Linked DNA regions of Homo sapiens: regions 2, 3, 4, 5, 6 and 7 are each linked to region 1. A link is a loop called in an ENCODE intact Hi-C map of the cell type or tissue named here. Cell type or tissue: endothelial cell of umbilical vein. All regions are shown on one strand. Links, peaks and the distances in the headings refer to the core of each region. The heading gives the core; the rest is flanking DNA. Region 1 holds the start of PRKAB2 (protein kinase AMP-activated non-catalytic subunit beta 2). Region 2 holds the start of FMO5 (flavin containing dimethylaniline monoxygenase 5). Region 3 holds the start of CHD1L (chromodomain helicase DNA binding protein 1 like). Region 4 overlaps LINC00624 (long intergenic non-protein coding RNA 624). Region 5 holds the start of BCL9 (BCL9 transcription coactivator). Region 6 overlaps BCL9 (BCL9 transcription coactivator). Region 7 has its middle 14 kb from the start of RNVU1-8.

What was found. Hi-C counts contacts between places; a loop is a spot of excess contacts. Peaks named below come from ENCODE experiments on the same cell type or tissue, not always from the same donor. Only the 100,000 strongest peaks of a DNase experiment are listed, where the experiment ranks them.
Region 2: a loop joins it to region 1, with 8 times the contacts of the local background. A loop is called at or near these places in 32 of 110 quality-filtered maps.
Region 3: a loop joins it to region 1, with 11 times the contacts of the local background. A loop is called at or near these places in 105 of 110 quality-filtered maps.
Region 4: it touches region 1 in a loop (10-fold over the local background); 4 of 110 quality-filtered maps call a loop at or near these places.
Region 5: a loop joins it to region 1, with 4 times the contacts of the local background. A loop is called at or near these places in 4 of 110 quality-filtered maps.
Region 6: a loop joins it to region 1, with 7 times the contacts of the local background. A loop is called at or near these places in 6 of 110 quality-filtered maps.
Region 7: it touches region 1 in a loop (4-fold over the local background); 15 of 110 quality-filtered maps call a loop at or near these places.

Annotation. Positions count from the first base shown.
Region 1 is chr1:147,170,553-147,174,856 of GRCh38, forward strand. PRKAB2 (protein kinase AMP-activated non-catalytic subunit beta 2) reads right to left here and starts at 1,918. Exons shown (of 8, transcript NM_005399.5): 1 at 1,877-1,918; 2 at 1,437-1,615. The coding sequence starts at 1,592. It also overlaps a transcript of CHD1L not described here. RefSeq lists silencers at 1,578-1,847, 2,018-2,247. In endothelial cell of umbilical vein, for the core only: a CTCF peak has its summit at 2,145 (motif pointing right); a DNase peak (open chromatin) is centred at 2,139; H3K4me3 peaks cover 2,898 bases; H3K27ac peaks cover 1,644 bases.
Region 2 is chr1:147,223,094-147,227,397 of GRCh38, forward strand. It overlaps FMO5 (flavin containing dimethylaniline monoxygenase 5), which reads right to left and starts at 2,246. Exons shown (of 9, transcript NM_001461.4): 1 at 2,194-2,246; 2 at 1,802-1,973. The coding sequence starts at 1,936. It also overlaps a transcript of CHD1L not described here and the pseudogene RPL7AP15. In endothelial cell of umbilical vein, for the core only: no CTCF peak of the experiment used is centred there; DNase peaks (open chromatin) are centred at 2,258 and 2,548; H3K4me3 peaks cover 1,068 bases; H3K27me3 peaks cover 449 bases.
Region 3 is chr1:147,239,991-147,244,294 of GRCh38, forward strand. CHD1L (chromodomain helicase DNA binding protein 1 like) reads left to right here and starts at 2,694. Exons shown (of 23, transcript NM_004284.6): 1 at 2,694-2,840. The coding sequence starts at 2,714. RefSeq lists a silencer at 2,526-3,145. In endothelial cell of umbilical vein, for the core only: CTCF peaks have their summits at 2,615 (motif pointing left) and 3,156 (motif pointing left); DNase peaks (open chromatin) are centred at 2,581, 3,131 and 3,431; H3K4me3 peaks cover 2,035 bases; H3K27ac peaks cover 871 bases.
Region 4 is chr1:147,387,598-147,391,901 of GRCh38, forward strand. All of the region lies in intron 3 of LINC00624 (long intergenic non-protein coding RNA 624), which reads right to left. Among named protein-coding and RNA genes, the nearest start is that of LINC00624, 130 kb to the right of the region's middle. In endothelial cell of umbilical vein, for the core only: a CTCF peak has its summit at 2,515 (motif pointing left); no DNase peak of the experiment used is centred there.
Region 5 is chr1:147,539,138-147,543,441 of GRCh38, forward strand. It overlaps BCL9 (BCL9 transcription coactivator), which reads left to right and starts at 2,364. Exons shown (of 10, transcript NM_004326.4): 1 at 2,364-2,537. RefSeq lists enhancers at 2,022-2,316, 2,035-2,789, 2,350-2,409. In endothelial cell of umbilical vein, for the core only: no CTCF peak of the experiment used is centred there; DNase peaks (open chromatin) are centred at 54, 1,844 and 2,174; H3K4me3 peaks cover 1,747 bases; H3K27ac peaks cover 1,117 bases.
Region 6 is chr1:147,597,522-147,601,825 of GRCh38, forward strand. All of the region lies in intron 1 of BCL9 (BCL9 transcription coactivator), which reads left to right. Among named protein-coding and RNA genes, the nearest start is that of BCL9, 58 kb to the left of the region's middle. RefSeq lists silencers at 1,809-1,888, 1,919-2,968. In endothelial cell of umbilical vein, for the core only: no CTCF peak of the experiment used is centred there; a DNase peak (open chromatin) is centred at 2,410; H3K4me3 peaks cover 1,910 bases; H3K27ac peaks cover 290 bases; H3K27me3 peaks cover 259 bases.
Region 7 is chr1:147,096,207-147,100,510 of GRCh38, forward strand. It overlaps the pseudogene NBPF13P. Among named protein-coding and RNA genes, the nearest start is that of RNVU1-8, 14 kb to the left of the region's middle. In endothelial cell of umbilical vein, for the core only: CTCF peaks have their summits at 2,357 (motif pointing left) and 2,572; no DNase peak of the experiment used is centred there.

The DNA.
Region 1 (4,304 bases), core at 143-4,142:
CTCTCACTTCTCTGTGATTATGGTTGGTTTTTTTGTTTTTTTGTTTTTTTGTTTTGAGAGTCTGTCACCCAGGCTGGAGTGCAGTGGTTTGATCTAAACTCACTGCAACCACCGCCTCCCGGGTTCAAGCGATTCTCCTGCCTCAGCCTCCCGAGTAGCTGGGACTACAGGCATGCACCAGCATGCCCGGCTACTTTTTCTGTATTTTTAGTAGAGACGGGGTTTCACCATGTTGGTCAGGCTGGTCTCGAACACCTGACCTCAAATGATCCAACCGCCTCGGCCTCCCAAAGTGCTGGGATTACAGGCGTGAGCCTCTGCGCCAGGCTGTGATGATGTTATCAATTGAGATCCAAAGAAATAAATCATGGAATCCAAATTCCATGTGCTACCAATATGGCAAACAATACTCTATTCACTCTCTAAAGCCCCAGTTCCCTGGGAAGTGATGAAATGATAGGAAACATCAAACACACCCGAATCTCCTCAAGCCCTCCATTTTTCTATCTCATCCAGTCAGTCTACCTGGAGGAATTACTTGTATTTCATGCTGACAGCTCTGAAAGCCATTAGAAACATTAGAATGGTAATCGCTGCTATCAGCTCCATCTGTCCTTTCTTACAGAGTGAAAACAAGTTGTTCTCTTCCTGAAAGTCCTTGGAATTGAGAGCAAGGTCTTCAGGGCAGCTGTGGGTTGTCGTTTTTTTAGCCACGCAACATTTTGAAGTACTACTGAGGAGTAAACAAGTCGTGGAATCATTGGCTCTTCCACCTACGGAGCAGCAGCGGGGCGTGAAAGAGGCACAGCCTCAGCCACCACAACTATAAAGTATGGGACAAAAATTAAGCAGTCAACTAAATGATGTCCTTAATTGATCCCCAAGACTAGGAGAAAGTATTCAATAAGCAAGTAGTTGCTGCTTACAGCCGTGCCAAAAGGGAAGAGGATCACAACTGTAGAGCTGCTAGAAGAGCAAAAATGATACTGATACATAGAAATTTTCAGAAAAAGAATTTCATTTAGCCACCTCAGGGCAAAGGTGAGAAACTACCACCTATGGTCAGCAACTCGTGCAACCTACCCTCTGAAGTTGTCCACCAGGGATTACAAACTACAAATTCAGCAACGCTATGGAAGAGAGCCATTCGTGCTCGGAGGATCGGGGATGGGGGGATGTCTATTGTCCCCATCCTAAAAATGTGGCCAACAGATTAGTCAGAACACCAGGAAAGCAAGAACTCCGCCTCTTTATCCTATTTTGAGGCGGCACTTCAAGAGGAATTATCATCCAACACCTCTGTCCCCGATAAATCCCTTTAATTCAAAAAACCATAGCCCGGTTCGGCGCGGTAGAAAAGAACCAAGAAAGGGAAGAGGAGCCCAGAAATCAACCCGCTGCAGTACTGACACCAACTGCGGGCATGGGACGCTTACCTTGGAGTCAGGGAGGCTGAACACGCTGGGGTCGTCCGTACTCCCCACCATGATCTTGTGCTCCTTCCCCGGGGCATGGCCGCCTGCGCCCTCGGAGCGTGCAGCCTTGGCGCCGTGGCGCTCCCCGGACACCCGGTCGCTGGTGGTGTTTCCCATGGCTGCAGCTCGTCGGGGACCACCTACCGCGGGGAACGACACCGGGCTGGGAACACCTCAGCCGCCGCGTCAGGGGCGCCCCCCGGCCCCGCCCCTGCGCCTCGGGACAGGGCAAGGGATTCCCCGCCCCAGGGAAGCCGAGCCCTGGAGCCCTCTCCCTCCTGGCCTGCGGGAACGCCTGCAAATACCCCGGTGCCCTCACTGGCCCTAGCTCAGGAAACCCGCTATCGGGACCTCCCCCGCGTCCCCGCGCTCACTGCCAGGGGCGCCCCCACTCCAGTCACCTCGGGCGATGCGCTCCCTCCTCCAAGGGCCACTGATGTGATGGCTGTTCTGCAGATCAGGCCACCAATAAAGTTATTGAAATTGAAGCCGCACCCCTCGCTGGCGACCAGCGATTCCTCCTAAAATGGCTACAAGGCCGGCGGCGCGGAGTCCGCCCAGTGCGCGTTCCCTGCGGCCTGCAGCCTCGGCGCCCGGGACCCGCCGGCCTCTCTAGCCGCCGCCGCCGCCGCCTCGATGGTGGGCAGTCGCACGCAGCCTCCAGCGCCAGGAGGGGGCGCCAGGCAGGGCCTGTCCCGCCTGGGGAGACTGCGCCCGGGATAATAGGAGCGCTTGGCCTCTGAGACTACCCGGCAGAAGGGACGTCCCCAAATGACACTCGGAGGCCGCCTCCCTGGGCTCCGGTGCTCGGTGCCGGGAGGAGCGGCACGGCTTTCTACCCCGCCTCAGGTGCGCCAGCACGTTTTCTGGGCAGCATCTGTGTGTTAGGCGACCGGAGAGGTGGGTTCCTTATAGGGAATAAGAAAACTGAAACTGACTTCCAACTGCAGGCAGAAGGAAGCAGTGGTCATTGCTGGAGGTTAAAACTGTTCTGACCGGGCGCAGTGGCTCACGCCTGTATTCCCAGCACTTTGGGAGGCTGAGGCGAGCAGATCACGAAGTCAGGAGATCAAGACCATCCTGGCCAACAAGGTGAAACCCCGGCTCTACTAAAAATACAAAAATTAGCTGGGCGTGGTGGCGCGCGCCGGAAGTCCCAGCTACTTGGGAGGATGAGGCAGAAGAATCGCTTGAACCCGGGAGGCGGAGGTTGCGGTGAGCCGAGATCGCGCCATTGCACTCCAGCCTGGCGACTCAGCGATACTCCGTCCCCCTCTCCCCGCCCCAAGAAAAATCTGTTCAGTGGGGAGCGACAAGGAAGGAGCTTTCAGCCCGACTGGGGTCGCAGGGAAGAATTCAAGATGGCGTGTTTAGGAGCTCTAGCTCCTTGACAAATTAGTAAAATGTTAGTCTTAGGAGAAGAACGAAAAGGCTCTCCTAGGCTAAGAAACAGCATACACAGTGAGAAACCTCAGAAGAAATAAAATTCAAGGAAGATAGCAACAACGAAAACATCAGAAGGAACACTAAAGGTATAAAAAGGGCAAAGACAGCCCTAGGGTTGGGAGGGATCCAGGTTTTTTATGAAAATTAGTGGAATCCCTAAGGTACTTACCTTTGTATTATAAGTATTTGCATGTCTCCTTCTAGAAACGTTTATCACTCTGTGTTACACAGACCAGCAGTGTTGGCGTCAACTGGGAGCCTGTTAGAAATGCAGAATCAGGCCCCATCCCCAGGGTTCTGAATCTGCATTTTAACAAGATCACATTAAAGTGTGTGAGAAGCAATGCTTTGACAGCTGGCAGAGAGCAGATCCAGATTTGATACCTTTTCATATTCTGCATGTACCTTATACAGAGTAGGCTTTTGCATTTGCGGAATGAAGGATACAGGAATACTGTTTACTGTAATCCATTTCTAACCAGATATGCCACTTAGGCTTAAACACGGCCAATGATGGGGAACCCCAAGTTACATAGGCCACCCTTTCTGAGTGAGCAGCTCTATTTGCTGAAACGTTCATTTTTATATTATGAAGTTGACATCCCACTTAAGTACAACAAATTCACTACTCCCCTATTCTTTGCTCTGCCTCTTATAAACTCATTCTTTGGCTCATAAACCAAAGACAGTTTACAGGAAGAAAAAAAAAAGGTACGATTTTACTGCAACTTCTTGCTCACCCCTCCAAAATCTTTATGTCTGAGTACATGCTTTTTGGTTATCCCTACTTTTCTCCCTCCACCCCTCAATTCCTTACCATAGGACACTGAAGCAAGGCCCTTGAAGATACATAATACATTAAACCTTGACTTGTGTAGTATTCAGTTTTCTGACCCCAAGGTGGTTTCACCATGCCAAATAATATGTCCTTGGTATGTATTTCCTTGCAGTAGTCAAATCAGCCTAGCAGAAACAAAGTACGTTAACCAATGGAAAACTGACGGAGAGAAATAAACTGTTTTTGCACAGCTAAATGGAAATGACTTTTGAATTATCTGCTTTGGAAGATTATCCATGACACTGTTCTGCCCTGCTCTGCTCTAACAACATTTGTAAGTCACTCAACAGTTAATAATAAAAGTCAGTTTTGAATATTGCAGGTTTTAGACACAGAACAAATGTAATGTGACACTGTAGGAAGAATGAATTCTCCTTAGTCCCAAATTCCTTTTTTTTTTCTTAGATTCGGGAATAAGTAAAGATACAAGATCCTCTTAACCAGTATCAGTATAATTGTTCCCTTTAGATTTATTGCTGTCACCCCAATGCTCTTCTTTCTTTCTAGAGGAAAGGAAAAGAAGGAGGTAATAGGAAAAGTAATGG
Region 2 (4,304 bases), core at 219-4,218, 53 kb after region 1:
CACAGGTACAGAGAAGCTTAATGATGTGCCCAAAGTCACACTGCTAGTAGGTGACAGAAATAAGGTTTGAGCCTAAGACTGCATTCTTAACCTCCATACCATATTGTGGCTGGATTTTAAGAGCAGAATTTTCTGCTGTTTACTAAAAACAACAGGCTTTTAGCCCATGTCCAAGACTGATGATGATACACGTATGCAGGTCAGCTAAGGGGATCCACTCCAGATCTGAATAAGGATGATTGTCACATAAAATTAGTCCCCAAAACAGAGTCAGGGTGCAAAAGGATTGTATTTCGGTTCAACTAAGAAATGCTATAAAGCCACTTTTATGTAGCTGGCCAACAATGTGTTAGTTTTTATGAAATATGAAACGTAAAACTTATCTAGGGCACCTCAATACTATTAAATGTTCAGAAAACTAGCTTAAAAGCAAACCCGTTCTCCTCTAGCCACCCAAGATGCCAATAGGAAAGAAGGCTAAGGGAAAGAAGGCGGCCCCCGCCCCTGCTATCAGTGAAGAAGCAGGAAGACAAAAAAGTTGTGAATCCTCTGTTTGAGAAAAAGCCTAAGAATTTTGGCATTGGACAGGACATACAGCCCCAAAGAGACCTCACCCTCTTTGTCAGATGGCCCCCCTATATCAGGTTGCAGCAGCAAAGAGCTATCCTTTTATAAGCTGCTGAAAGCACTTCCTGCCATTAACCAGTTCACCCAGGCTTCGCACTGCCAAACAGCTACTGACTGCTTACGCGGGCCCACAAGCACAGACCAGAGACAAAACAAGAGAAGAAGCAGAGACTGTTGTCCTGGACTGAGAAGAAAGCTGCTAGCAAAGGGGATACCCCCATCGAGACACCACCCGTCTTTCCAGCAGGGGTTAACACAATCACCACCTTGGTGGAGAACAAGAAGACTCAGCTGGTGGTGATTGCACACGATGCGGATCCCATCGAGCTGGTTGTCTTCCTGCCTGCCCTGTGTCCCAAAATGGGGGTCCCTTACTGCATTATCAAGGGTGAGGTAAGATTGGGATGTCTAGTCCACAGGAAGACCTGCACGACGTTGCCTTCACACAGGTTCACTAGGAAGACAAAGGAGGTGTGGCTAAGTTGGTGGCAGTTTTCAGAACCAATTACATGGACAGATATGATGAGATTCGCTGCCAATGGGGAGGCAATGTCCTGGGTCCTAAATCTGTGGGTTTGAATCACCAAAGTGGAAAAGGGAAAGGTGAAAGAAGTTGCCACTAAACTGGGTTAAATGTACACTGCTGAATTTTCTGTAAATAAAAAGAATAAAAATTCTCCTTCAAAAAATGTAAAAATAAAAGCAAACCCAGCAAATCCAATGCATGTCAGTTTGGAGATCAATAAAGGTGGCTGGTATTCTTTGGAATATAATAAGTTTAACTATCTTTTTTTAATTTTTTTCCTTGAGACGGAGTCTTGCTCTGTCACCCAGGCTGGAGTGCAGTGGGGCGATCTCGGCTCACTGCAAGCTCTGCCTCCCAAGTTCACCCCATCCTCCTGCCTTAGCCTCCCGAGTAGCTGGGACTACATGCACCCGCCACCACGCCCGGCTAATTTTTTTGCATTTTTAGTAGAGACGAGGTTTCACCGTGTTAGCCAGGATGGTCTCGATCGCCTGACCTCGTGATCCGCCCGCCTCGGCCTCCCAAAGTGCTAGGATTACAGGCGTGTGCCAACCGCGCCCGGCCACCTGACACTGTTAAGATAAACTGTCGTATGCACCTAGTTGCAGGGAGGGTTTCAAGTATTAAGGGACTAGGAGATGTATGTACCTGGAACCTCCAGAGCCCTCCGATGTCATCAGTCCTTTCAAAGCAGACAGGTTCCAAGCCTTCTTCTACGCAGCACTTGATGGAAGAGAGCCCGCTCACTCCTCCCCCAATCACAGCAATTCTTTTCTTAGTCATGGTCTCCCGAGATCTTCACCTGTTAGTGTCGCCTGTCCTAAAGAAAGGATGACAAAAGACAAAAAGCACACATCGGTTAACATTTTTCAAGGAAGACCTTGGCCGTGGCATTCGAATAAATTCTGTACAAGAGGTGTCTTGAGGAGGACAGATTCGACGGTCCTCTTCACCAGAGGAAATCTTTCTGCTGGCATGGGGGAGCCCTGCGCCTGCAAGACCCAGAGCTGAGAGTGCTCTGCTGCGGTACCGGATCTCACCGCCTTTCCTGAAGCGCTCAACAGATCCTTCAGCTGCGATCTGGAGGAGACTCAACAGGCGGCTGTTGTCAAATTACTATAAACCAACAACGGACAAACAGCGAGAGCCAACGGGGAGGGGCTGTAGCACTCCACCTCCTTTCAGGGACCACTCCCCCGCCCACTCAGCGGCACCCATTCTCCCTCCCTCGATGGGAATAAAACGTGGGCTGAAGCTGCTTTGGGCGAAAAAGTTAATCCTACAACTTCTCTATATTTCAGCTGCTGTTGCCAGCACTCTCAATTACTTTCTCTGAAACCCCTAGCCCCGTCTGTGCTCGCTTCTGCATCCACTTTTAACTTCCTGGTTTTTGCCTTAAAGTGACAAACACTTCCTAGTGAAGGGAAAACTGTCAACAACCCCAAAGCCAGTTCTACTCCAAATGCTTAAATGAACACCTACCTTTCAGGTGATCTGTTCAAACAGATTGTAGCAGGATGAGCCACAGACAAAACTCCTCAGACACCGAATTAAAGAAGGAAGAGGTTTTTATTCGGCCGGGAGCGTCGGCAGACTCGCGTCTTAAGAGCCGAGCTCCCCGAAAAAGAAATTTTTGGCCTTTTTAAAGGCTTACAACTTTAAGGGGTCCACGTGAAAGGGTCGTGATACATCAAACAAGAGTGGGAAACGTGACTGGGGGCTACAATGCTTTTTTCATACAGTGTCAGGAATTCACAGATAACACAAGTAGTTTAGGTCAGGGGTTGATGTTATTATTATTACTTTTTTTAACTCCTAGGGCCGGGTGGTGGTGCCAAGGTTGTCTGGCAATTTATCTTACTTTTTTTTTTTTCCAACTTTTTGCTTTTTCTCTCCTCCTGTCTTGTGAACGAGGCAAGGTGGTGGGAGGAGGGCAGCAGTAGTAGCAGTGGTCTCCTTCCTTAAGATGATCCTGCCCCCACTTCCGCCCCCGGCTCACCTATACCTCTCTCCTCCCCTCCTCACAATCTGGATCTAAGAATCTACACTTCTGGAAGAAATTTACTTTTAAATCCCCATGCACTGAGCTGAGTGCTGGAGTATAGTGAGGAATGTATTGTTTCCTACTCAGAGGGGCTTACAGATTAGTGGAGGAGACCAAAACATAAACAGGTAATTTTAACGAAATAAAAGTATTTTTAATAGTGCTTTCACACAGTTATATTAGTAACCAAAAATACAAAATATCCACTTCTAAAATGTAACTTTTCAAATATAAAGTCATGTAGAACCACCAATATAACAGATACAAGATTTCAGGCACTGGGTTAGAACAAGGGCCCATCCAGACAAGGGTTCTATTTGACAGATGTGAGGGGTTGTAAGAGGCATGGATTGTGGCTCATGCCTTGGATCCTTGCTCTCCTTCTACCACTCCCTGAGTCAATTTTGCTCTTCCAATCTGCACCTGCTAATCTTGGACTTTTTCATGAGAGGCAACTGATATTTTGTTTGTGCCATTGAATTTTTTGTTGTATTTATAGCAACTTAGCAGACTCTAATTAACATTAATGTGTTTTGGAACTGTCGAACTTTTTTTTTTTTGAAACAGGGTCTCACTCTGGCACTTGGGCTGGAGTGCAGTGGTGCAATCATGGCTCACTGCAGCCTCTATCTCCTGGGCTCAATCTACCCTCCCACCTCAGCCTTCTGAGTAGGGACTACAGCTGTGTGCCACCACACCTGGTAATTTTTGTATTTTTTGTAGAAATGAGGTTTCACTATGTTGCTCAAGCTGGTCTTGAACTCCTGGGCTCAAGTGATCCACCTGCCTTGGCCTCCCAAAGTGCTGGGATTACAGGCATGAGCCAACAAGGCCAGCCTGTAAAATATTTTAAAGACTAATATCTTTCACAAAAGCATTCAACTATAAATGTGAATTTATACTAAAATAGTATCTTTTAAAAATAAAATTCTGAAGACAGTGTTTCAACACAACCATTTTATATGCTAGAAGTTAACTTAAAATGAATTACTTGTAAATTGGATAATTTTGAATGCACTAGAAGAAATGCCTAAAGGAAAACATGAATACTTTTATAAACTGAGTATTAATTTCCTCCTACTGAATCAGTTTTACAAATAATGCAAG
Region 3 (4,304 bases), core at 243-4,242, 70 kb after region 1:
CTTCAGGTTTGTTTTGAGAAAACACCCAAGCAGGAAAGCTGCTGTACAAAATTACTATTGCCCCATTATGCGATTGTGTTTTACTTTTGTCTTAGCATTAATCCTACCTTGTGGGGAAAAGAAAGAGAGCTCAGACTGCTACTGTGTCTGTGTAGAAAGAAGTAGAAATAAGAGACTCCATTTTGGTCTGTTCTAAGAAAAATTCTTCTGCCTTGAGATGCTGTTAATCTGTAACCCTACCCCCAACCCTGTGCTCCCTGAAACATGGGCTGTGTCCACTCAAGGTTAAATGGATTCAGGGCTGTGCAGGATGTGCTTTGTTAAACAAATGCTTGAAGGCAGCATGCTTGTTAAGAGTCCACTCCCTAATCTCAAGTACCCAGAGACACAATACACTGCGGAAGGCCGCAGGGACCTCTGCCTAGGAAAGCCAGTTATTGTCCAAGGTTTCTCCCCATGTGATAGCCTGAAATATGGCCTTGTGGGAAGGGAAAGACCTGACCGTCCCCCAGCCTGACACCCATAAAGGGTCTGTGCTGAGGAGGATTAGTAAAAGAGAAAGGAAGGCCTCTTTGCAGTTGAGATAAGAGGAAGGCATCTGTCTCCTGCTCATCCCTGGGCAATGGAATGTCTCGGTGTAAAACCCGATTGTATATTCCATTGACTGAGATAGGAGAAAACCACCTTAGGCCTGGAGGTGGGACATGTGGGCAGCAATACTGCTCTTTAAGGCATTGAGATGTTTATGTGTATGCACATCAAAAGCACAGGACTTTTTTCTTTACCTTGTTTATGATGCAGAGACATTTGTTCACATGTTTTCATGCTGACCGTCTCTCCACTATTACCCTATTGTCCTGCCACATCCCACTCTCTGAGAAATGCCCGATAATGATCAATAAATACTAAGGGAACTGAGGCTGGTGCCAGCGCAGGTCCTCTGTATGCTGAGCGCCGGTTCCCTGGGCCCACTTTTCTTTCTCTATACTTTGTCTCTGTGTCTCTTTTTTTTCTTAAGTCTCTCATTCCACCCGACGAGAAATACCCACAAGTGTGGAGGGGCAGGCCACCCCTTCACTACCTGATTTTTATTTATTGCTTGTCTCCTCCTTTTAAAATGTAAGATCCAGGAGATAAGTGGCCTCTATCTTCAGTACCATAGAGTGCTTGGCACATAGTATGTAATTCAGTCAGTGTCAGGCCTCTGAGCCCAAGCTAAGCCATCATATCCCCTGTGACCTGCACGTACACATCCAGATGGCTGGTTCCTGCCTTAACTGATGACATTCCACCACAAAAGAAGTTTAAATGGCCCGTCTTTGCCTTAAGTAATGACATTACCTTGTGAAAGTCCTTTTCCTGGTTCATCCTGGCTCAAAAAGCTCCCCTACCGAGCACCTTGTGACCTCTCACTCCTGCCCGCCACAGAACAAACCCCCTTTGACTGTAATTTTCCTTTACCTACCCAAATCTTATAAAACGACCCCACCCCTATCTCCCTTCGCTGACTCTTTTCGGACTCAGCCCACCTGCACCCAGGTGAAATAAACAGCTTTATTGCTCACACAAAGCCTGTTTGGTGGTCTCTTCACACGGACGCGCATGAAAGTCAGTATTTATGAATGACTCAAGACACAAAAATAGCTTCATAAAACAGTGCTTTGCTTGAGTTTTTATGAATAAACCAATCTGAAGTCATCCCTTTTCTAGCTCAGAACAAATTTCTCCCTTTTATTTTAGAGGAAGATGAGAATGGAGGGTACAAATTTAACATGAGTTTACTGAAGAAGGAAGCACCAAGATTAACCTAAATGAGAATACTATTCTAATGACATTAGCCAGAGAATAATATCGTTCCTGTTCCAGTACTGCCAATTACCATTACAAGTCCCAATATCTTCATTTACAATGTGGGGACAATTATAACACCTAATTATTGGTTATTGTGAAGGTTAAATAAGAAAATATACTTAAAGCCCTTAGGACACCACCCAGAACTTCATCAATAAATGCAGCTATTTTGTTATTATCATATTTATATTAGTGGTATACTACATCATAAATCCACTCAAAGCTGATGCTGAGTCACGGTGACCCCTAACTGAACACATTGCCTCAATCTGCTCCCCATAATGCACTTGAGATACCCACTGCCACAATGACGTCTTTGGTGATTTTAATTTACTACTATTCAGAGGTTCCCAATTTTGGCCTACAGGTCACAGGCAGTAAGAAAGGGATTTCAGGGACTAAATCAATTTATCACTAGGTAAACCGAACAAGAACAGTTTGATCTTATCGTGAATCACTGGAGGGCACGGAACAAGTCTTACTTCTAGAACCCCCAGGGCCCAGCGGAGTGTCTGACACATGATAGTCGATGTTGATTAAATAATAAATGAATGATGAACACATGCCACCTCCTTGACGGGCAGTTCAGGCAATCAGACGTCCTGTGCGTGATCAGACGCCTAGCGCTTCAGAAGCACGACTGGTGAGAACTGGGCAGCCCTTCCACGCTCCGCACTGCAAGAACTGCCTGTCCGGAAGGGTGACTGCACCAGCTCCGCTCCGGATATCTTGGCAGGACGCGCCCTCTGGCGGCGCCTCGCTCGTAGGTGGGCCCCAGCGCGCAGTCGCGCGCCCCCGCGCGTTGGGAAGTTGGGAGGGAGGTGCGCGCTTGGCCGCGCGGGGCGGGGCCTCTACCGGCCCGATGGAGCGCGCGGGCGCTACTAGCCGCGGGGGCCAAGCCCCTGGCTTCTTACTGCGGCTTCATACTGAGGGCCGAGCCGAGGCGGCGCGGGTGCAGGAGCAGGACTTACGGCAGTGGGGGCTGACAGGTGAGCGGGCTCCGGGCGGACTTCGGCCAGGCGGGCCAACCTATTGGGACTGCCTCTTGCGGGCCGGGGGCGCAGCGGGTGGGCCGCCCGGTGGGCAGTTTACCCGCTCGCGCCAGGGCCTTCCTTCGCTCCTGCCGTGGGCGGAGAGAAACTGCGCCCGGGCTTGGTGGCCACGGCCCCCGCCTGCGCGGCGCGCGGGGCCGGCGGACGCCAGATGAATGAGGTCGCGGGCCCGGTAGCCAGGCCTGGCCCCTGGCCTGTGGAGGGGAAACGTGGTGAGATCAGCGCCACCTGCAGGCCTCCGCTGAAGAGTTGGACGGCCTGGTGCACCAAGGATGTAGGTTTCCAGTTGCTGTTCCGGTGGGTTTGGGTCCCGGCCTGGGGAGTTTATTGGTTGCTTCTGTAAAACGATCAACTCATCTCCCAGCTTCAGCTTCTCCGTTTACTGTGCGCGCGCAGTTATTGGAGAATTCGCCACGGATTAATTCTCCGGATCGAGTTACGTGCGGTAGTGAGCGGACAAACTCAAGCAAAGCACTGTTTATGAAGCTATTTTTGTGTCTTGAGTCATTCATAAATACTGACTGAACCACGTACTATATGCCAACTTAGCTTGTCCGCTCACCACCGCACGTAACTCGATTTATTGACACTAGCCCTTACGGAGAGTCTGCAAAGCGCGAACCTTGCATGCCCCCCAGCCCTGCCGCTGCATGGCTGACCGTACTTCCTGCAGCTCCGAGACCCCGCTCTCCTCCTGGGTCTGCGCTGACTCGCCGCTGAACCGCCCCAGCCTCGTTTTCCTTACTTATAAGTTGGGAACGTAGTGTGTGCTTTGACTGTATTGACAGAATCATGCATCAGTAATAATACAGTCGTTTATTCATTACTTATTGAATGCTACTGGGAGCGTATTCTTAGGCATTGGCTACAAAGATGAGCAAAACAAATAGGGACCCTTCCTACCTAGAGTTTTAGACTAGTGAGAGTGCATTTAAAAGTATAAACTAATTTATTTAAGTGCTCAGTACCACGAAAGAGTAAGGTTTGTCATTCTAGGAATGAAACAAAAGGTGCAATTCTGTGTTCAGCTTAGAAGACTGAAAGATGAAGTTGAATGGAGAGGACGCTGACATGAAAGAGAAAGACCTCTCTCCTTGATTCCCTGAGTCTGTAAGAATGTGTGGCTGTAAGGAGTATGTATCCAGTTTTAAGTATGAGCTTGTAGACTGGTCTTTTTATGTTTGACTTTATCTTAACGAAAGTTTATGTTTGTGGGTTTGCCTATTTCCTTGCAAGTGTTGGGAATGGTTCTTTAAGAACTTGTGTGAGAGAGGGCTCAGAAAAGTGTGCCAGTTGATACTTAGCTGTGGATAATATGCCAGGAGAAACGTACATATGGGCAAGTGTTTTAGTGAAAATGAGGAGACAAGAGGTTGCAAGTTTGAGTGGATGGAATGGAGT
Region 4 (4,304 bases), core at 237-4,236, 220 kb after region 1:
GCCTTTTATCATTAAGACTGATGTTTGCCATAGGTTTTTTTGTAGATGGCTTTCACCAGACTGAGAAAGCTATCTTTTATTCCAAGTCTTTTGAGATTTTTTAAAATCATAAATAGGTATTGAATTTTGTCAAATATTTTTCTGCATATATTGAAATTATCATGTGGTTTTTGTCCTATATTATTTTAATATGATGTATTTCATTAATTGTTTTTTGGATGTTAAACAGCGTTGCACTCCTGGGATGCATCTTACCTAGTCATGGTGTATAATTCTTTTTCATATTCTTAGATTTCATTTTCTAATATTTCCATTTATATTCAGAAGAGATGTTGGTCTATAGTTTTCTTTTCTTGTAATATGCTTATCTTACTTTGGTATGAGGATAATATGGCCTCATAGAATGAGTTGGAAACTGTTCCTTCTGCCTCTATTTCCTGGAAGAGCTTGTGGAGCAGCAGTCTTATGTCTTTGTTAAGTGTTTGATGGAATTCACTTGCAAAGTCATGTAAGTCTGAGTTTGTATTTGTGAGAAGGTTTTAACTACAAATTTCTTTACAGATTTTGGATCTATTCAGATGTTTCATTTCTTCTTGAGTTAGTTTTGGTAGTTTATGGGGTTTTTTAAGAATTTGACTATTTCACCTAAGTTGTCTAATTTGTTGGCATAAAGTTCCTCATAATATTCCCTTATGATGCTTTTCATTTAATTTGAAATATTCTTTTTCTTTTCTAATATAGGCATTTAAAGTCATATGAATTTTTCTCTGTGTTGCTTTAGCTGCATCCCATAAATTGTAATATGTGTGGTTTTCATAGTGATACAATTTAAAATACTTTCTAAATTTTTGGTAATTTCTCCTGATTCATTCATAATATAATTCATTCAGAAATATATTGCTTAATTTCCAAATATTTGTGGAGTTTCCAAATTTCATTTTGTTGTTGGTTTCTAATTTAATTCCATTGTGGCTGGGGAACATACTTTGTATTATTTAAATACTTTCATGGAAAGGGACAAAATGGCTGACTAGACACAGCCAGGAAATGCCTCTCCCACAAAGAGAATCCAGGATTTCAAGTAAAACATCATAGTTCAAACAGATCATTTGAGAGAAAACACAAAAAGTTGATAGAGAGGTGACAGAGACACTGAGGGTGAAGAAGGAGGAAGCTAGGCGCCTGCATGGAGTCACTCAGAGTGACAAGACCAGCTCCTGATCCTGAGCAGGTCCTAGGGAAGCAGTGAGTGAAGGAACTCCCAGGCACCACACTCCCGCCACACACCTCTGGGATCCAGACTACAAGAGATCCCATGACCCCCACAGGCATTTGAACTGATAGAGGAAACTGCCTTGAAGCAGAACTGGAACCTGCATGGAGTCCAGAGCTACAGCAAAAATGTGAGCATAGGCTCCCATTCCCCAAGGCTCTCCATTTTGTTCTGTGTGGCTCTAGCCCCTGCTGACTGCCGGGCTGGGAGAGAGCAGAGCTACCTTTCCCGTGGGACAGGGGCACATCTGATACACATGGCCCTTGTACACCAGCTCCTCCCAAGGCCACATGCCTGGCTGCTCCTGCAACAGGGAGCACAGAGCACAGCCTCCAGCCTCCACTGCTCCACCTGAGTATTTTTGCCAATCGCCTGGCAGCAGTTTGGCTCCCCGGAACACAGCCAGTGCTCAACCCCAAGAGGCCAGAGGGCAAAGCCATGGGCCTGGTCCCCAACCCCCAGGGATTGTGCACACTGCCCAGGGGCATCAAGCTGAGATCTGTGACCTGACCTCAAGCAAGGGAAAAGCCTCCACTCTCAGAACACTGAGAAGAGTGAGGCGTGAGTTTGTGGGCATGTGCTGGCGTGGGACTTGAGCATCTCTTCCTATGCAAAGCTGGCCTGGGAAGAGCCTAGCCTGTTGACCAGCTGCAGCTTCTGCCCAAGAGGGCCCCAAGGCTTGGAACACCTGGAACAACCCAGCGATCTGGATGCAGAATGCTTGAGACAAATCTAGCTGGTCAGGCCTCCTCCTGGGGCAAACATCTGAGGGAGGCTCAGTTGGGGGACTGCAAGCTCAGTAGACCCCATAGCCATCTCCTGGGCAAAAATAAAAAACCCAGGCCGTGGACGCCACACCAGCTGCACACTCGTGGCACTACCACCCTGCCCAGGGATCCTCCGCCCATGATCCACTGCATCACCAGGCCAACGCAGACATAGCCCACAACCCTCTCTGGCTCTGCCAAACACAGAGAATCAGCAGGTTCCCTGGAGTGGTGGGTCTCTTGTTGACCCAACCTGTGGATCTGACTGCCCCTAACGGAGGTGGGAGTGCAGGCCACCAGGACCCCCACTGGAACTAAGGAACATAGACACAGTGCTAGTGATTGGAGGGGGGTCCCTCAAGGCCCAGGAGCAGATACCACGAGGGAGACATCTCTTGCCCTCCCCTCTCCCTCTTCCCCTAAGCACTGCTGCTAATGCACATAGCTAACAGCATATCTGCTGGCTCTTACTCTTAAGTGCCATCTACTGGATCATGACATGAATTACACCACCAACCAAAAGTAAATTTGTTGGGCAGGCAAAGCCTGTGAAACCCAGTGCAGGAAACTAGCCACAATTAAGGAATGCCCACAGACCCTTTACCCTTTGAAAGCACCCAGAAATGAAGCCAATCGACTATACACAACATACACCACAGTCAAAACCTCAAGGGGAAAAAAAGAATATAAAAACAAAAAGCCCCACTCAATCAACAGCAACTTTAAAAAGACAAAGAGACACCAGCCCTCTCAGATGAGAAGGAATCAGTGCAAGAACTCCAGCAATTCAAAAAGTCAGAGTGTTTCCTTACCTACAAAGTATCGCCCTAGCTCCCCAACAACGTGTCCTAACCAGACTGACATTTCTGAAATGACAGACATAGAATTTAGAATCTGAATAACAAGGAAGCTCAATGAGATTCAAGAGAAAGTTGAAACCCAAACTAAGAAAGGCAGTAAAATGATCCAAGAGTTGAAAGACAACATAGCTATTTTAAAAAAGAATCAAACTGAGCCTCTGAAATTGAAAAATTCACTACAGGAATTTCAAAATACAATGGAAAGCCTTAACAACAGAGCAAACCAAGCTGAGAAAAGAATTTCATACCTCAACAACTCAACCAGCAAAAAAGAAAAAACTCCATTAAATAGTGGGCAAAGGATATGAACAGATACTTCTCAAAAGAAGACATAAAAGTGGCCAAAAAACATATGAAAAAATGCTCAACATCAGTAATCATCAGAGAAATGCAAATCAAAACCACAACAAGGTACCATCTCACACTAGTCAGAATGGCTATTATTAAAAAGCCAAAAAGTAACAAATGCTGGTGAGGCTGTGGAGAAAAGAGGATGCTTATACACTGTTGGTGGGAATGTAAATTAGTTTGTCCTCTGTGAAAAGCAGTTTGAAGATTTCTCAAAAAACTTAAAAAAAAACAAAAAACAAAAAACGACCACTTAACCCAGCAATCCCATTACTGGTTATATACCCAAAAGAAAATAAATCATTCTACAAAAAAAAGACACATGCACTCGGATGTTCGTCACATCACTTTACAATAGCAAAGACACGGAATCAACGTAGGTACCCATCCGTGGAGGATTGGATAAAAAAAATATGGTACATACACACCACGGAATACTACACAGCCATAAAAAAGAATGAAATCCTGTCCTTAGCAGCAAAAAGGATGCAACTGTAGGTCATCATCCTAAGTGAATTAACACAGAAACAGAAGACCAAACACTGCATGTTCTAAGTGAGCACTAAACACTGGGACTCATGGACATAAAGATGGGAATAATAGACACTGGAGACTACTACAGTCGGGAGGTAAGAAGGGAGGCAAGAGTTGAAAAACTATCGGATACTATGGTCATTACCTGAGTGTTTGCTATGGGTATTGCATGAAATCTGTGTCTTAATCTAAATCTAAAAAGTTCAGATTAATATCAACTTAATTCCCATTATAAACTCATTAACACAAATTTGTAAGTATTGTTTTATCTTTAAAACATTTTTTATTTGATTTTTTTTTTGGGGGGGGAGCAGTGGGGATGGAGGCTTACTTTGTCACCCAGGCTGGAGTGATGAGATCAATCATACACCAAACCTCAGCATCATAGAATATGCCCGTGTAACAAACCTGCACATGTACCCCTTGAATCTAAAGTAAATGCTGAAATTTTTTTTAAAATAAAAATAAATAAACCCTTTAAATTCATTATTGCTTTGTGGTCCAGTATGTGATCTATGCTGG
Region 5 (4,304 bases), core at 52-4,051, 370 kb after region 1:
GTGCAGTCATTGAAGGTTAAGTCGACCCTTTATGCAATTCTTGCCTGGGAGGCCTCATTGTGTATAGTGAGTCACCACCACTTAGAAGTGGACAGTGAGTCAGTAGCCTATTAAGGGGAGGTCAGAAGTTCCCCTGGCTCAAAATGAAAGGATCCAAACCCAACCCTGGGGTACAGAAAAAACAGTGTACTTATATGGCTGACTGGACTTGAAGTGCCATGGAGTACCTGGACTACTCCAGTGAGAAGGCATAATATGGCGGGTAAACGCTGGGGCTTTAGAATCACACAGGCCTCAGTTGGATTTCAGCTCTACCTCTGCCTTGCTGTGTGACCTCAGACAAGTTGCTTAACCTCTCTGTGCCTCGTTTTTCTATCATCTGTAAATGGAAATGATCATAACAAAAATTACTTCATGATACAAATGAGTGGGAAAATGCTAAGAATCAAGTAAATACTTAAAAAAAGGTTATTATTATTATTATTATATTACCACATCATCATCATTAATGGGAGTCGGGACAGACAGTTCAGGGATCAGGGATAATGGAGGAGCAAATTAAGGGGGAAAATAACAGGAACAAGTCTGTGTCTTTGATGTGGTGAGTTTTAGGTAGTGACACCTCATTTAGCTGGTGTTAAGTATGAAAGAAGTCATAATTTATTCTTTACTGCATACCTATGAAGGAATGAGTGATGTGTGTTCTCATAATTTCCATTTTGTAAAGGAAGATTCTGAGGAATAGAGTCTAAACAATCTTCATGAAAAAGTACAGAACTGATTCAGCAGCAGTTAGGAGCTAAGCTTCCATTCAGATCCTGTTGCATAGGGATAACTCTTCTGGCCTAGGCAGAGGAGACCTTGTTAGGTCTGTGAGTCCACAGTATCTAAAAATATGAATGTCATATAATCATCCTGTCATTCTTCTTCCTGATCTCAATTGGCCCTCCTGATTTCATGCCATCTGCAAATTTGCACATCCTTTGTGCTCCTTTTTGCTCACATTTTATGCCTTCTTTTACCATCTCATTTACTCTGCATGTTTCAATCTTTCTGGGCTTCCATTTTTCTTCTTTTTTTAATGCAGTGTTGTTTCTCTCTCTCTCTCTCTCTCTCTCTCTCTCTCTCCACTCCTTTACAGCCCCCACCTCCTCCCTCCACACCAATCAAATTCCTGCTTGTTTCTTGCCATATTCATTATCCTACCTCATTCCCCTCTTATTCCTAGAAAACAGCACACTCACCCTCCCCTCCTCCAACTCTCAGGCCCACCCTCCATAAATTCCAGCAGCCTGGCAATCAGTAACTTTAGCATCACACTTCACAGCTCTCCTAGTTTACACTACTTGTTACTACTCTCCTTGCTACTGCTCTCTAGGGTTTCTGCTAAAATAAAAAATAAAAAAAAATAAAAAAAGCTTCACTTTAAAAATATCTTGGGTACAAGTTGAACCTACAGTTAAGTTTACTCACACATTTACACATTTCATGATTTTATTTTAACTAGTAGCTCAAGTCCATGCTCAATTATGCAGTGAAAGAAGGCTAGATCCTTAGGAAACAAATTTTTCTCTATTGTAAAGAAGAAAAATCACCTAACCACTCAACAGAAACCCCAGTCCTGGGGCCACTCACCCTCTTATCTCCCTACTCCCCCAATCTCCAGCTAATGGGACTTTGCTTTTTCCTTTGTCGGGTCATTTATTTCACTTTTCCTGGCGCTGAGATGGCCTGAGTCTGTGTATGTGTGCACACGTGTGTGGCCACTGCTTTTCTTCCAAAGGACTCACCTCTCTTCTGCCATTTTACTAGGACACAGGAGGCGGCTCTCTGCTCTCGCTCTCCCTCTCTTTTTCTCCCTGCCCCCAACTCAGCCTGGGCTTTTTCCTGTCTCTTAACTCCACCAGTGCAGCAGCAACTAGCTGAGCTGCTTGAGAGAGAGAGAGAAGAGAGAGAGAGAGAAGAGAGAGAGAGAGAGAGAGGAGAGAGAGAGAGAGAGAGAGAGAGAGAGAGAGAGAGAGAGAGAGAGAGAGAGAGAGAGTGTGTGTGTGTGTGTGTGTGTGTGTGTGTGTGTGTGTGTGTGTGCCTGCGTGCGCAGCTAGGCCAAGCCTGCGAGCCTGCCTGTCACTGGAGAGTTTTAGTTTGCATTCAGAAGAAAGGAGGAGGGGAGACAAGAGGGGAGGAGGAAAAGGTGGAGGGGGGAGGAGTGGGGGGGCGCAGAGAAGGGAGGGAGAATGTCTTGTTTGTGGCTTGTCAGCAATTGCTTGAGACAAGCTTCCATGTGTGAAAGCTACTTGGCATGAATGCCTGGGCCGTACCAAGTGTCACCGCAGCAAGAGGGGGAGTCAGAAGAAAAACAGATCAGACCAGAGCAGACAATAGGCCCCTAAAGTGTTCCCCCTAAGTTGCTTTGATGTTGTCCTGGTGTCTTGATACCAGGAGGCCAGGGATTGCGGGAAAAGGGTCTTTTTTGTCTTCATTCACTTTCCCCCCTCAGTTTCTGAAATGATTCTCCAGAATTTCTCCTCATAAAAAAGGTAAGAGCCCTAACAATTCCTTCTTCGGTGGCAGGCTTGTTCGCCTGTGCCTGGAAGTGGGGGTCTCATTCCTGCGCTGCTCTGGAGGAGCGCTGGGGTCCTGCGATTGGAGCTCCTGCGTTGCCCCTGGAAGTCTTTCAAGGCATCCAGGACTGGGGATGGCCCCTCTTTCGAGGGAACCCCAGTAACACGATCTGTGCCTCTGGGTTGGTGGGGGAGAAGGGGTGGATGGAGAGGGCTGGGAGGAGGGTGTGAGGGTGGGAGGGAAAAGAGAGAGAGAGAGGGAGCGCGAGAGAGGGAAGCCTGGAAAAGAGGGAGAGAAGGGCAGAGCCTTGGTTCAGGGAAACCCCAGCCCAGAGCCCAGGGAGGCCTTGCAGGCTCCGAGCTGTGCATTCTCAGGCTGAGCAAGGGCCGGCCAGGGCTCCGCCGAGTGACTGCAGAGATTGCATCGAGCTTTGTGTGTGCCAGTGTGCCCGTGGGTCTGTGTGTGCGTGTGGACTTCCCACACACTGCCCTGGCGTGCCTCGCTGTGAAGGGGAGGCACCCCGATCCTTACCACCCCAGCCCAGACTCTCCGAGGAGGAGCGGCATGGCAGGCAAGAAGGGAGAGCAAGAGAACTCTGCCACAAGACGATCCAGAAACTTTTCCAGTCTCAGGGATTCCTCTGGTCGTAGAGACTGTTGAGTTGTGGGGTGCCCCGTGCCTCAATTTCCCCATCTGTAAAATCAAGGTTGCTGATCAGGGATGCTGTATGCCTCCCTGGGATTGAGCGAAACAGAACAGATCACTGTGTCTGAAACGCGTGGAGAAATCGTCAGCTAGAGATGCTGTGGAATCACAGAGTAGAAGTGTTATCATTATTCTTGATCATCATCATCAGGGTAATAAAAACATCATTAAAGACACCCTGAGACAAATAGACTGAGGAGCACAGATCAAGTGTCTGAGCATTTCTAAGGAAACAAAAAGCCTTGTTCCACCTGTTGGCTTCTGTCCTTTTTCTCTTGTGTCTTTTCGTTAGATTTATTGGCCGATTTGTACAGAGAATGGGGTGGGAGGGGTTGGGTTTTCCCCTTTCCTCCTCCTTGTACGTATTTTTGTTTTAAAGAAGGTCAATGTAAGATGCTTGAGCGAGAAAATGTGCCTCCTGGTATAGTAGTTTATTCAAGACCTTGTGTTTTCTGGGGCTGGCAGGGCATGCAGACGCATCTGTAAACTCTACCTTGGAGGTTAAAGATTTTTATTGTGGCTTTTAGAGATTAAATGAGATTTATTTACAATTGCTGTTTATCAGAGAGTAAATATCTTACTGTGTGTGTACGAGGCTAAGAATGTGAAGGCTGTTTACTCGCCGGTGGTTTTGTGGATAAAACCTTTTGCTTTTTCAAGTGACATCTTGAGGGATGGAACAGAGGGCTAAAATCAGTGCCTAACATTCATCTTAACAATTTTTTTTGAGGAAAAAAAATGTCTGCTTATTTTCTTGAATTGTGGATTTCCTTTCTTCTGTTCCTACACATTGATTGTTTAAAGGCTCTCAGTTGTAGCTCTCTCTGAATTCTCTGGAGGAGTTCTGCTTTCTTACCTAATTCTAGGTTTTCTGTGACTCTGCTACTTGTCCAAAAAAATCTGTAAAAGTCTAGGAGGCTGTGCCTCCTTCCATTCTAACTGCAAATGTTTATCAGACTGACTCCCTGTGATAGCTGGAGATTGAAGCAAAGGGCCAGCCCTGGCTGAGAATATTTATGTGCTTTTCACAGAGGCCT
Region 6 (4,304 bases), core at 115-4,114, 430 kb after region 1:
CATAGGATGCTTTTAAAAAAGCATTTCATTATCCATTAATGTTTATGTATATACAGTGTGTTAAATCCTTATACACCAAAATAGAATTCTTTCTCAAGTGAGATGAAAATGCATACAAGGTAGAAAATTCAGAGGGCAAAAATTCTAGTAAAATAACCTATTTAATAGAATAAATCCTAGTTTAAAACACATTTCTATCCCATGTGCAATGTAGCTAAATTACCATTTCTATGGAACCTCTAACCTTTAGATTTCATGACTTTTTAGCGTGCTTAAATTCTCAATAGTATTATTCTTTTACCCTAGTGTCGTATGTTTAATATTCATTTGCATTTTTCTTCTGATTCAATAATAATTTTGAACTTTGACACATAATGGCTGCATGAGGGCTTAACGCTTAGTAAAATGGCTAAGACTTTCTTTTAACATGTGTATTATTGTTTTAATGAGTTTGTTTTGAGCTTGCTGAGCAGAGGTGATCTGGTCTGGGATTCCCCCCAGGCCAGAGCTTATTTTGGCAGTGGTTTTCTCTTATAGACAAGTTCTGTGAGTTCCTTCTTTCCACCTACATTAGCAATCCCAAATGTTTCTTGCATATTGCTGATTTGGTTGTCTTTTCTAATACCATAAGAAAAGTCCGTAAGTCCATACCTGACTTTTTCCTCCTGCCTTCTTTTACAGGGGTTCTTAGCTATGTTACATCAAATATTCTATGCCCCAAACTTGACAAAAGGCATTTTAATTATTTTCTATTTGGAATTCTTCAATTGATCTTGATATTGTTTATACCAACTATTGCCTTTCTTCTTTATTTAATTTATATCCTCAGTCATGACAGAAGACAAAGAGAAAATACCTTGCCACAGTTTTTCATAGGATCTAAGCAGGGGAGGCGGCTATGGTAACTTACGTTGACCAGTTAAAGAGTTTTAAATGATTTCGAAAGCAGATCGGCTTTATCATTTAGGGCTCTCTTGACCATCCTTTACAACTAGCACCATTCCTTAAAAGGTTGCCCAAGGAAGGTTTCCTTTAGGAAGGGAAACTGACACAGGAATAAGTACCCTGGTTAAAACCATGGGTGATAGAAGCAAGAGCAGAAGATTTATCTCGTCCTCCTGGCCATATTGCCTCCATCTGTCTCCAGGGAGAACACGCAGTACACTCTAACATGGGCAGTCTTCACCTAACGGATCCAGAAGAGCTGCGGGGTCAGTGCACACAGTTGCCGAAGCAGCTAACTTAGATCAAGACCCCACAAGGCACAAGGACAGAGGTGTAACAACAGTGTATTCTGGGGAGGGTGCAGAGCAGACAGATCTATAATAACGGTTGTTCACCGCAGCAACCGGGGCCACACAGATGGAGCAGAATAGCCCGAATCTGAGCTTTGATTCAGCAACATGCTCTAACCATGATGCCGTCATTTTTTCCTTCTGAGAAAAAGTGTAATCTAATGGGCTACCCTCTCACAACAGCGCCGGGATACTCAGGCTTTGACCCCTTCAGAGCAGAGGTCTTCCGAAAAATTAGGGGAGCTAGCCCGGCTGTGAAGCGACGTGAGGTCCTGGACAGAGGTTCCCTCTGTGGGCACCAGGCAGCGATGCCTGAGCCAGGCTGGGCTGGGCCGGATGTGAAAGGAGACCCCTGCACCCCCGGCGCATCAGCGGGACTCCTGCACTTCGCAGAGGGCGGAGGAGAGCGCAGTCCTGGGTGGGGGCTGCTCTCCTGCGAGGGGAGAAAGCCGGCCATGGCCCAGGCGGTGCAGACTCAGAGGTGGAGAGAAGGGACAGGAAAGCGGGGTGGAACTGCGTCCCGAAGGTGTGAGGAGGTGGCCTTGAAGGTTGAGGGCTAGGCCGGGACCTGGGCAGCAGGGAAGAGTGAGGGAAAGACCGGCTCTTCAATTCGTTTCTGTCAAAAGATGGCCAAATTCCACGCTGCCCTTCCCCCTCCGCGCCTTTCCTGGCCCCCCGCCCCCCTCGGTTGCTCCCAGGACTGCGCGAGGCGGCGGGAAGGTCCGGGAGAGTGAGCGCGTGGGGAGGAGGGGACGGGAAGAGGAGACCCTCCCGTGCCGAACCTCCCGCCCCGCCGGCCCCTCAGGAGGCTCTGGAGTTGGGGACTAGAGCTCTGCCGCTTTAAGGGGGGAGTGGGCGTCCCCTCCAGCCGGGTGACGGTCCGGGGCGGGCCCTGGCGGGCGTGCCTATGCAAACCAGGAGGTGGTGCCGGCGGTGGGCGGGCCCGTAGTAAAATATCGGGGGCGGGGCGGCGGGAGGTGCGGCTGCCTGGTGGGCAGGGCCCTGCGGGAAGCTGGGGGCGGGAGGAGGCCGCGGCGGGTTGGTACCATCGCGCGCGTCTGGGGAGGGGGACGAGCGACTTTCCCTGAAGGGGCACGAGCGACTTTCCCTGGAGGGGCGGGCCCTTGCTGGTCGCGGGGCCGGACGCTGAGGCGGGGCGGGGCGGTCCCGGTTCCCCGCGGGCGGGACGTCGGGCCGGTGGGGAGGGGGCACCCTCCGCTCGCGTCCGAGGCGGGGCCGGCTGTACCTTTCGTGGCGCGGTGCGGCGGGGGAGGGCCGAAGGGAGGGAAGGGGCGGGACCGGGAGGGGGGAGCCGGAAAGGGGGAGGCGCCGGCGGACAATGGAGCCTATGTGTGCTTGCCGGAGTGGGACGGCGCCGCCGCCGCCGCTGCCGCCGCCGGGGGGAGACGCTGCGCCGCCGCTGCCGCTGGCCCCGGCCCCGCGGGGCTGAGAGCCGCCCCGGACCCAAGCCTCTTTCCCTGCTCCGCACCTCCTCTCCCCTCCCCCACTCCTGCCTCCGGGGTAAGTGGCACCTGGGGGAGGGGGAGGGGAAGGACCGGAGCCGGGGGTAGTGGGGGCCAGGTCCGCGTCCGCGTGTTTTGAGCCGGTTTGGGGGCAGGGGTAGCCACAGCCGCGAAGAGCGGGGTGGAGGGGGGCAGAAAAGGGGCGGGGGCCAGGGTTGCGGATTTAGTGAGGCGAGTCTGGAGGAACCTGTGGGGGGAGGTGGGGGTGCTTCACGGGCGGTGGAGAGAGAGGGCATCTCTTCTTTTTTTCAAAGGTTGTGTCCCAAGCAGTGCTTGGAGAGGTTAAACCAGGAGAGTGAGGACAGTCCCAGGGTCCTGGGATGCAGGAGTGTTGGAGGGGCGAGATGGAGAGCTAAATAAGGGAATTGGGATTGAGTTTGATGAGGTCTGTAAGACCCCTGAGATGGATAGAGGTAAAGGGGACTTTGCAGGCCAGTGACTTGTTGAAGGGTAGGGGAGGTGGAAGCTAGGAAGAATGTGTGAGTAGTTAAGGGCCCAAGCAGGTGAATTGGTGATGTCTAGGTCACTGAGTCATTGTGGGGGTCTTGGGACACACCAGTGATTTCCAAAGTGGAGCCTGAGTCACTGGCCTTTGAAAGTTGCAAAGACTATTAAGATGTCACTGATGAGTGTTGGGTGAGCCTGGTGAAATGGAGATATCCTAAGTAAAACAACAGCAGGGTTGGTTATTATGTCCAGAGGGAAGGAGAGGGAGGGGCCAGAGGCCTGTAATAGTATTGCTGGGGGCCTTATGGGAAGGCTACCAAGCATGAAGGAGGAGGCCAGAAATCTGTCCTCCAAGAGGTCTGAAGGAGGGGGAAGGAAAAATGGGTTTTTAGTGATAGGAGAGACTTAGAGCCTAGATTGGAGTCCAGCTGGGGACTAATAAAGTTACTAGATAAGTTAGAGAAATGGACATAACTATCTCTTAGTGGAGAGTCTGTAAGATGGGATAGAATTGATGCAAAATTTGACTTTGATTACAGCAAACATAGGTAAATCCCTGGCAGTGATTTCAGTGGGGAAATGATTTTCTATGTAAAGAGTTACATTTTGGTCAATGATGGGTATTGGAGTATTAGTTAGCACTTGATATATTCAGGAATTAAATGTTCGTTTTGGGGCAGAGATTTGGATTTGTGCACTGAGCAAAGTGATGAATTAGAACTAACAGACAGTAAGGATAAATTGTAAAATCATTGAGAGATGGGAGGAGGGGGCAAAAGGATGTTGGAGGTAAGACTCATGTGGGTTTAGAACCTTTGTGGAAATTGTGCAACATGATTGTCCTGTTTTGTGTTTTCTACTGAATACTAGTGATTGGAAAGTTTTAGCAAGGAGAGATGTTTGCGTGAATAATGTGAAGGCCCTACATAAAAATTTAAGAAAGACATCCTTATTCACTATTGAAAAACACCCAAACTATTAAAGACACAGATGGGTTTATAAGAGGAGCTGTTAGTTAAATGGCATAAGGATGCTTTGA
Region 7 (4,304 bases), core at 82-4,081, 74 kb before region 1:
TTGAGTTTCATTTCCATCTTAACCATGTTAAATCTTCCAACAATGGACACAGGATGTCTTTCCATTTTTTTAGTTCTTCTTTAATCTCTTTAAGCAATGTTAGGTAGTTTTCAGTGTACAAGTATTTCACCTTCTTAAATTTATTCCTAGATGTGTTATTCTTATGGGTGCTATTATAAATGAAGTATATTAATTTTCCTTCAAAATTTTTTTCATTGCTAAAGCAACTGGTTTTTGTCCATTTATCTTGTGTGCTACAAGTTTGCCGAATTAGTTTATTAACTCCCGTAGTGTGTGTGTGTGTGTGTGTGTGTGTGTGTGTGTGTGTATTATTTGGTATTTTCTCTATATAGGATCATGTCATCTACAAATTGAGATAATTTGTTTTCTTTCCAAACCATTTTTGCTCATCTTCTTTTTTTTTTTTTTGAGATGCAGTCTCACTCTGTTGTCCAGGCTGGAGGGCAGTGGCCTGATCTCAGCTCACTGCAACCTCCAACTCCCAGTTTCAAGCAATTCTTCTGCCTCAGCCTCCAGAGTTGCTGAGACTACAGGTGCCCACCACCACACCCAATTAATTTTTATATTTTTAGTAGAGACAGTGTTTCACCATATTGGCCAGGCTGGTCTCGAACTCCTGACCTCGTGATCCGCCTGCCTCGGCCTCCCAAAGTGCTGTGATTACAGCTGTGAGCCACTGTACCCAGCCTCATCTTCATTTTTGAAAAAGATTTTCAGTGGGTATAGAATTCTAGGTTGACTTTTTTTTCAGTACTTAAAAGTATTGCAAACTTCTTGTTTGTAATATTTCTGATGAGAAATCAGATGCCATCCTTACATTTAGTCCTCAGTATATAACATATTTGTTCCCCTTTTAGCCCTCTTAGGATTTTCTCTTCATTACTGGTTTTGATCAATTTGAGTATGGTGTTCCTTAGTGTAGTTTTCTTCATGTTTCTTGTCCTTAGGATACATTATGTTTCTGGGATATTTGCAGTTTATGGTGTTCATGAAGCTTAGAAAGCTTCCATCCAGTGTGTTTTAAATATTTTTCTATCCCTGTTACCCACTCCATTCCCCTCAGGGATTCCATTTACCCCTACAGTAGGGTGTTTAAGCCTCCCATTGATGGGCTTTTTATGTTTTCAATTCATTTTTCCCTGCATGTTTCATTTGTGTTAGTTTCTTCTACTACTCCTTCTAGTTCATTAATCTTTTCTTCTGCAATGTTTAATCAAGTGTATTTTTTTTAAACTTCAGACTGTAAATCGCAGTTTTCACTTATGGAATTTGATATTAAAAAATATCTCCCAATTCTTCACTTAATTAAAATTATAATAACTGCTGTAATGTCCTTGTCTGCTATTTCTAACATGTGTGTCATTTTCAACTGAATTATTTCATTCTTCGTTGTGTCTCATGTTTTCCTGTCACTTGCCTGCTTGAGATTCTGGGATTTGATGCCACACATTTGATGTCAATGCCCAAATGTGCCCAGTGGCACAACACGGCCTCAGTGTCCATGCACACCCAAACTTGTGCAGCAGGAGAGGCAGGAGAGCAGAGGCGAGTGTGCCACACATGGGGTAGGGAGTACCCCACTTGTGCTTGGGGCTTTCCTCTGCCTCATTGAAAAAATAAGTGTTCCTTTTCTTTTCCATAAGACCTGCCCTATTTCAAGCCCTGTCCCTCCAATGATAGGACAGTCCTCTCTCCAGTCTCATGCCTGCCAATGGGCGGACAATGGTTCAAAACAATTCAGGGGAGAAAGCATTGTCCTGTTAACAAATTCTGCTGAAAAAATGGACATCCATAGGCAAAAATAGAAAAAAATCCACAACCGATGTTGGCAAGGTTGCATAGAAAAAGGAATGCTTTTACACTGTTGGTGGGAGTGTAAGTCAGTCTAACCATTGGGAAAGACACTGTGGCTACTCCTCAAAGACCTACAGGCAGAAATACCATTTGACCAGTAATTCCACTACTGGGCATATACCCAAAGGAATATAAGTCATTCTGTTATAAAGATACATGCTGGCATATGTCCACTGCAGCACTATGTGTACAGGATGGAACATGAAGGCAGACTAGGAGCATGACCACTGAAGCACAGCATCACAGGGAGACGGTTAGGCCTCCAGATAACTGCGGGCGAGCCTGACTGATGTCAGGCCCTCCACAAGAGGTGGAGGAGTAGAATCTTTGCTAAACTCCCCAGGGGAAAGGGAGACTCCCTTACCCAGTCCACTAAGTAGTGGGTGTTTTTCCTTGACACTGAGGCTACCGCTAGACCACGGTCCACATGGCAATGGGCGTCTTCCCAGATGCTGGCATTACCACTAGACCAAGGAGCCCTCTGGTGGCCCTGTCCGGGCATAACAGAAGGCTGGCCCTCTTGTCTTCTGGTCACTTCTCACTGTGTCCCCTCAGCTCCTATCTCTGTATGGCCTAGTTTTTCCTAGGTTATGATTATAGAGCGAGGATTATTATAATATTGGAATAAAGAGTAATTGCTACAAACTAATGATTAATGATATTCATATATAATCATGTCTATGATCTAGATCTAGTATAACTCTTGTTGTTTTATATATTTTATTATACTGGAACAGCTCATGCCCTCAGTCTCTTGCCTCGGCACCTGGATGGCTTGCCGCCCACGAAATATAATAACTGACACAGGCAGGGGTGATTAATTGATGATAAAATGTTCAGAGGAAGATCGTTAGAATACAAGATATTTATACTTTTTCAAACCACTTTCCAAATGAATTATAAATAAGGAGTCTTTACAAGTGAAAGATCTCCTAGGCCCCTCCTTAACCAACTGACCAGTCCTGGTATCATGATACTGGTGATGGACAAACTGGACCTTCTCTGCCTGCAGATGGGCTGAGGTAGGAAACTCACCGCATTGACTCTGCAGTGTTCCCAGCAAAATGTTTAGGCTGAATTTAATCATAAGGACATTTTCAGACAAATTCAGAATGTAGACCATGATCTAGACAGCTGACCTGTCCTCTACAAACAAATCCATGTCACCACCATCAGTGACAACAATAAAAAGATGAGATGCTTTGGGTTCAAAATGACCAAAGAAGTGTAGCTACATTATCTTTTCAATCTTTTTCAACCCAAAATGTCTCTTCTCTTTTTTGTTGTGTGATTCATGGTGACGTGGACTGTGTGAAGGAGATAGGTCAGTTGTCCTGCTCAGTGTTCTACATTCTGCAGTTGTCTGGTGATTACCTCCTACGAAACTCAGGCTAAGTGCTTTCAGCAAGAACGTGGCATTGTTCTTATTCTGCACTGGCAAAGTCCCGGGTGACATGCTGTCTCCTGCCAGCGGCTCCTGACTCCTGTTCTCTACGGGATAGGAATTGAGAGGAGCAGGGCTAAGGCCTCTCAATGCTGTTTGTTCATCTGGGCATCAGTCTCCTTAGGTACTGATCATAGTTGATCACAATTGGAGGGGGAAGGGCTGTGGCTTCTCAAATCAAAGGAGGCTGGTGGGTTAAAATCATCAACAGCATTTCATGGTCTTAAGTTCACTTCTCATCAAAGGATCCCTGTGGTGTTGTGTTTGATCTTGAACTTGCTTTGCTGTTTTAGTCTTTTCCATCAAGTGAAAAAACTACTTTGATGACATCCTTTCATCCTTTTCATTCTTCCAGCAGTATTTGGTATCTTTAGGGGAGAGAGAGACAAAAATCAAATGAGAATCTTTGTCTGGTCCTGTCTGGCTGAGTCTGGAGGGACTGCTAAGTGATGATAACCCAGGGGCAAACTGAGCTCCTGCTGGGAGGACCAGCTGCAGGGTAAGCCTCAGGCTGGCTGAAGTGGCAGGTGCCATCCACAAGTGAGAAGAAAATACCCCAGAACTTCCAGTCAGCCTGGGGTGCAGAATGTAGGGACCTCATCTATGCCCTACTAGCAACTGGTAACATCAGTACCTTTCTTCCTGATTAGCTCTGTTTGGAGCAAAGTGATTGCTTTTCACATCTCCCAGTGAGGATGTGCTTAGCATCAACCATGCATGCCCAGAAACAGAGGGCTGCAGAAGGAGAGGACCCTTTGCAGAGAAACCCACCCCCTTACAACTCCATGTCCCAGTCTTTTAAGGGAGCAGTGGGAAGGCCATGGGAAGAACCCTGGATGTGAGAAGCAGCAGAGGCCTCAGACCACATCCACATCCAGTTCTGCCTTTCACAACAGAGGAGCAGTGATGCCACAGGGCTAAGATTGAACTAAGGCCACATGAGTTGCTATTGACCACCTGGGAACTACAGCCCAGCCTCAGACCC